2 separate regions of the Homo sapiens genome follow, and region 2 is linked to region 1. Evidence: read pairs that join two places in POLR2A ChIA-PET (ENCODE). Cell type or tissue: Panc1. All regions are shown on one strand. Links, peaks and the distances in the headings refer to the core of each region. The heading gives the core; the rest is flanking DNA.

Region 1 (2,920 bases), core at 329-2,828:
TGGCGTGTAGCTAGGACTGACTACAAGCACACACACTATGGTGGACTAATTGTTTTTTGTTTTTTTGTAGAGACAGGGTCTCGTTATGTTGCCCAGGCTGGTTTCAAACTCTCCACCTCAAGTGATCCTCCTGCCACAGCTCCCACGTAGCTGGGATTACAGGAGCAAGCCACTGCACTGGCTAAAATGATTTAAATGACAGCAACAACTCTCTAAAATGGGACTGCATTTTAAAAGTTTACTTTCTAGAAAAATCCCTTTGCTAAACAAAATTGTGAAATCTTTAGTGGTAACTTGTTAATAGTATTTCTGTAATCATATTGTTTAGTAATAAAATTAGTTTGTAATATTCAGGGCAGCCGAGAATAACAATACTGGGTTTCAGAAATAAACTTTCAGAATTTAAAGTATTACGAGAGATCCCAAATAAATAATAACAGACAAGAATTAAAAAGTGAATTTGAGTTTTATCTTTTTCCTTTTTCCATCTGCTAGTTATTGGAAGCATTAATAAGCAGAATATTCCAAAAAGACACGGGGAAAAAAAGGGTAAAATTCATCCATAACTAGGCAGTTTGTCCCCGGACTGAAAACTGGCATTGCATTTTAGTCGTAAAAACTCATAAACAAGAGGTCAAGAAACTCCTCCCAAACCTAAACCCTCTAATCCTATAGAGCGATTCGGGAGGGTAGAAAGCACCGGCGCTTGGGAGTCCTGCCTCTCCTGTGGTGTCCTTTTGGTTCCAGGACTAGGTTTCCAACTATGGGTCACACACCCTACTAGGCCTTTCCTTTCATCTTCCCTTCAGTTCTGTGAAAGTTTTAGCCCCATGTTAAAGACGAGGTTCAGAGAAGAAAAGTCAGTTTATGCAAAGCCACACAGCTGTCTGAGGTAGGAAGTCACTTGGTCTCTCTGGCCTGAGAGAGAGACCACTCTCTTTCCTCTTGCCCCACTGCTCGAGGTTTGCTTATTACACATCCCCATCTTTCTCTGATTATAAAGAATTCAATTTAAATACTCACGGTTCCAAATTTTTAATGGATTTTGAATCCACTGAGTTTTCAGTGTTCTCCATGGATACCTTTATTAACTAGAATACAAAGAAAATAGAAGTTAATAAAAAATCAGTCATAAAACCACTGCATTATATTAATTATCCCAGTGATTATTTTTCCAAATTAATACCTCAGTTCTCCCTCTACTGTTAAAGGTGTATGTGAGTCAGTTCTGGGGATAATGATTTCTTTGCAATGGTACATACAATTTAGCCTCTCTCTCTCTTTTTAATTGAGCTATGAATTATATATAGTGAACTACATAAAGCATATAGAAAGTATACAGCTCGATTTTTTATATTTACATACCCTCATCAGATCAAGATACAGATTACAGTTTATTTCTTTTGTAAGACAACACCTCGGGTCATTTCTAAGAACTGCAACTCAACACAGTTAAAACAAAAATCAAAAACTTCCCACCACAATGGTATAACTCACATAACACAATTCTACAATGCTTAGATTCCCAAGATACAGTATCAAGATGTTCCAAATCTCCATTAATCTTTATTCTTTTTTTTTTTTTCTTTTGAGGCAGGGTCTCACTCTGTCACCCAGGCTGGAGGGCAGCGGCGCAATCACGGCTCACTGCAGCTTCGATCTCCTGGACTCAAATTCTCCCGCCTCAGCCTCCCGAGTAGCTGGGATTACAGGCATGCACCACCATGTCTGGCTAATTTTTGTATTTTTTGTAGACATACGGTCTCGCTGTATTGCCCAGGCTGGTCTCAAACTCCTGAGTTCAAGTGATCTGCCCACCTAGGCCTCCTAAAGTGCTGGGATTACAGGCAAGAGCCACCGCACCCGGCCTAGTCTTTACTTTTAAAGTGGGTTTTGGAAGCCCAGCTTCTCATTTAGGGTAGTAAAATGGCCCAGGAAATGTAAAAGTAGAAACTAAAGTTTCTGCTTTCATTCTTCCATTACACAATTATATCTCACAAGGTGAACCAGTTCTTAGAATCAAAGCAACTATCACTTATTGAGCACTTAATATATACCAGGTACTTTGCAAGGCACTCAGTTTTAATCTTTTCAAAATTCTAAACGTCAGAAAACCCAACTTCTGGTGGTTAAGTGACTTTGTCGACAGTCACAATCTAAGTGACAGGGCCCTCTTCCCACTCTGCTATGCTGCCTCTGAAGAAGCCAGCTCCTTACTACTTTTCTGGAGTTCTACCAGGCATTTTCTGGCTTTTCGAAGCAAAGGTACTTCCCATGGCAATCCACCTCCCTAAATAGAGGAAAACAAGAACAAAGGCAAAACAAAAAACAAAAACAAAAAATACTGAGTGACCTTCTCCACACTCTAGAAACCCTGACAATGTCAAAAATTCCAGTCAAAATACAACTTTAACCTCACTCCTATGATAAAATCAGAAATACCAAAATAATACACAAGCCTATAACAGAACTTGCTCACCCTCAAAAGTCCTTCTAGAAAGTCCTAGGTAACTTCCCCCACTTTTAAAAATTTTAATCTTTAAAACTGTGGTGAAATAGACATAAAATTTACCACTCTTAAGCGTACAGCTCAGTGGCATTGAGTACAGTTACACTGTTGGAATCCATCCCAGGACTTTTTTATCTTCCCAAACTGAAACCTTTACCAAGGTCCCCAATTTCAAGGTCTCTTGGAAAACATCATTTCTTCCCTTCTATTAAGACAAAGCTAAGCTCCTTCCTCCCCTCTCTCCCAGTTTTGTGTGCACCCCTGGTGAGGAAAGGTGCAGCAATAATATAGAAGACAGCCAGTGCCACCATCTCAATTTAACCACAGGAGAGGGTGATGTTTGACCTTCTCCAAGAGCCAGTCTATGCTCTGCATTTCTACGAAGACTTTGCTTTTCTACCATCTTACTTC
Region 2 (2,920 bases), core at 245-2,744, 170 kb before region 1:
AAATGGGCACTAGGGCCGGGTGCAGTGGCTCACGCCTATAATCCCAGCACTTTGGGATGCTGAGGAGGGAGGATCATTTGAGGCCAAGGGTTTGAGACCAGTCTGGGCAACATAGCGAGACCCCGTCTCTACACAAAAATGTATGTCGGGCTTTGGGGTGGCACATGCCTGTTGTCCCAGCTACTCAGGAGACTGAGGCAGGAGGATCACTTGTGCCCAGGAGTTTGAGCCTGTAGTGAGCTATGATCGAGCCACCGCACTCCAGCCTGGTGGACAGAGTGAGACTTTGACTCTAATAAAAGAAAAAGGATACATGAAGTCTACTTAAATAAACACAATTTGTTTCAGAGACAGTTTGTCATAAGATGGAGCTTCTGAGGGGGAAAATTATTTTTAGGGGATCTTTGAAGGTCAATGCCAAGACTTCAGGCCTGCTGCTTGCTCTGAATCCAACGAGCCTCAGACGGAGTCCCAGGGACAAAGGGGACCTGTGAGCTGTGTTTCCTGCTTGTGTGTTTTCCTTGGTACTCTATAAAAAATACTGTCTTCATGTTCAAATCTGGACCCTATATGTTATTCATCATTCTTTGTTCTTTGTTGATAAATTAAAGTTTGATGGAACTTCCTCACCCACTTTTCCATCAGTCACTCCCGCCACCAGAGCCACTCCTCAATTCAGCACACTGTGCATGAAGCTGGCATCGTGCACCGACCACTGATTACACTCAGGCCAAACACAGGGGGCCGACGGGGCAGGCAGAGACCGAAGGTCCTGACCTCCTACCCCTGTGCAGGAAGGAACATCATGTCTCATACAGATGAAAAGAAGAACTAATTTTTACTAATAATAACTGACATTTCACCGCAGTTTCGTTTATTTGCATATATTACGTATTGTAATATATGTTATAAATATATGCTATCAGTTAATATTTACTTTCATGTATGTTGTCACATATACAGTGTTGGGCACACAGTAAGCATTCAATAAATGCACATGAGCCAAGATGGTAAAGCAGGCCGGCGCAGTGGCTCATGCCTGTAATCCCAGAACTTCAGAAGGCTGAGGTGGGCAGATCACCTGAGGTCAGGAGTTCGAGACAAGCCTGGCCAGCATGCTGAAACCCCGTCTCTACTAAAAATACAAAAATTAGCCAGGCATGGTAGCGCACGCCTGCGCACACCTGTAGTCCCAACTACTCGGGAAGCTGAAGCACAGGAATTGCTTGAACCTGGAAGCAGAGGTTGCGGTGAGCTGAAAGTGTGCCACTGTACACCAGTCTGGGCAACAGAGCAAGACTCTGCCTCAAAAAAAAAAAAAAAGAAAAGAAAAAAAAGGTGGTAAAAGCAAAATACTACAATCAGCCCAGTGCACACCTGCAATGACAGATAATGAAGAAGTTGACACGAGAGTGAAGAAGATTCAGACTAAAGCACAGAGAGGCTTGGGAAGATTTTCTTATCTGACATAAAGAGGGAAAATACATTGGTCCAATCACTGTTATTTCCATATCATTTGGTCTCCATGGATACCACCTAACTTTCCTTCTGACAGGAAAAAATTCACTGACAATATCGGATTCCACTGTGAAATTTTTTTGATACTTTATATAAAAGTTATTCCATGTTTAATCTTTTATCATTATTTATATATGCTCAGAAGTAAAATCCCTCCTTGCTGGAAATTCTATGAGAAAGATAGTGTCTAATCCAGTCATGATTATCTGGCCTTTTTACACTAAGAATAATCTGATATAATTTTGAAAGTTAATGCCTTACACATTTGTAGACTGCCATAATTTATGCAATGTTCTTTCATATACAGTATCTCAATTGTTCATGAAAGCAACACTTACGAGATATAGTTAAAAATTATTATTATCCTCCTTACAGCTAACCCCAAAAGGTAATAACTATATTTTTTGTTGTTAATGGTCAGCTCACTCACCAGAACACAACCTAGTGTAAAGATGCTGTCTTTCTCGCTGTCAGTTGAGTATACAGAGGCTAGCACTGTGTCTGGCTTATAATAGATGTTCTAAGGATATTTATTGAGTGTGTACATAAATTCTCTTGTCTGCGTTAAGCCCTTTTTGGTATAAGGCAGATAAGGGAACTATAACCCAGATACTCCATTTAGATAGAGTACAGTGGTTTTTCACTATCAAAAGGATATTATGTGAAAATGCTCTAAAAACAACAGTTTTGTACGAGATGATGTTAAGAATAAAAATATAACATCGTTGGTAACATGAGAAAATTGATGCACATCAAATGTGGAGCATCCAAAGTGTCTATTTTTCCAGTAAGTTTAAACATCTTTTGCTCTGGTGCACTATTTGCCTAATAAAGTGTTTCAGAAAGTGGGATAAAAGTGGGACCATTGTTCATAAGGCTGTCAGAACTTCATGGCACGCATGTGTTTGCCATAATTTGCTTCCAGTTTGACTACAGATCCTTACTTTTGATTATGCTGACATTTTTACAGGTAAGTAAATCTGAAATAACTGGAACTTTCTCTAACAAAAAAATGACAACTCACTGAGAATGAAATATGTAAATGTTTAATTTTAACAAGCAGTTACAAATCGTAACAGACAAGAACTCTTGGATCTAAGAGACCAAAATGTAATTTCTTACATAACAGACAAAGTTACAAGTTATAATCGTTCACTAATTACAGTGAAATTCCGGACTTTGACACATCAATCAATAGATGTTCCAACGTTCCCCCTAGAGATCCCAGTTCAAGTCTTAAATATTTCATCTGCTGAAGTTTCCTCAGAAAAGGCTCCTTTTCCCAGGATTTTTTAGGTTTCTACTTTTGCCCCTTCTCCCACTAAAAGAAGAATAAAGGAAAGTTGGGGAAATCAGAGAATCCTGAATCTGCGTGCGTGGTGAAGTTAAACAGAGTCACCCT

What was found. ChIA-PET counts read pairs that join two places held together with the same protein. Peaks named below come from ENCODE experiments on the same cell type or tissue, not always from the same donor. Only the 100,000 strongest peaks of a DNase experiment are listed, where the experiment ranks them.
Region 2: POLR2A ChIA-PET joins it to region 1 with 14 read pairs; 21 of 35 experiments call an interaction of 5 or more read pairs at or near these places.

The regions. Positions count from the first base shown.
Region 1 is chr4:184,637,378-184,640,297 of GRCh38, forward strand. It overlaps CASP3 (caspase 3), which reads right to left. Exons shown (of 8, transcript NM_004346.4): 3 at 1,024-1,091. The coding sequence starts at 1,076. Among named protein-coding and RNA genes, the nearest start is that of CASP3, 11 kb to the right of the region's middle. In Panc1, for the core only: no CTCF peak of the experiment used is centred there; no DNase peak of the experiment used is centred there.
Region 2 is chr4:184,469,382-184,472,301 of GRCh38, forward strand. All of the region lies in intron 1 of IRF2 (interferon regulatory factor 2), which reads right to left. Among named protein-coding and RNA genes, the nearest start is that of IRF2, 3.7 kb to the right of the region's middle. In Panc1, for the core only: no CTCF peak of the experiment used is centred there; no DNase peak of the experiment used is centred there; H3K4me3 peaks cover 104 bases; H3K27ac peaks cover 893 bases.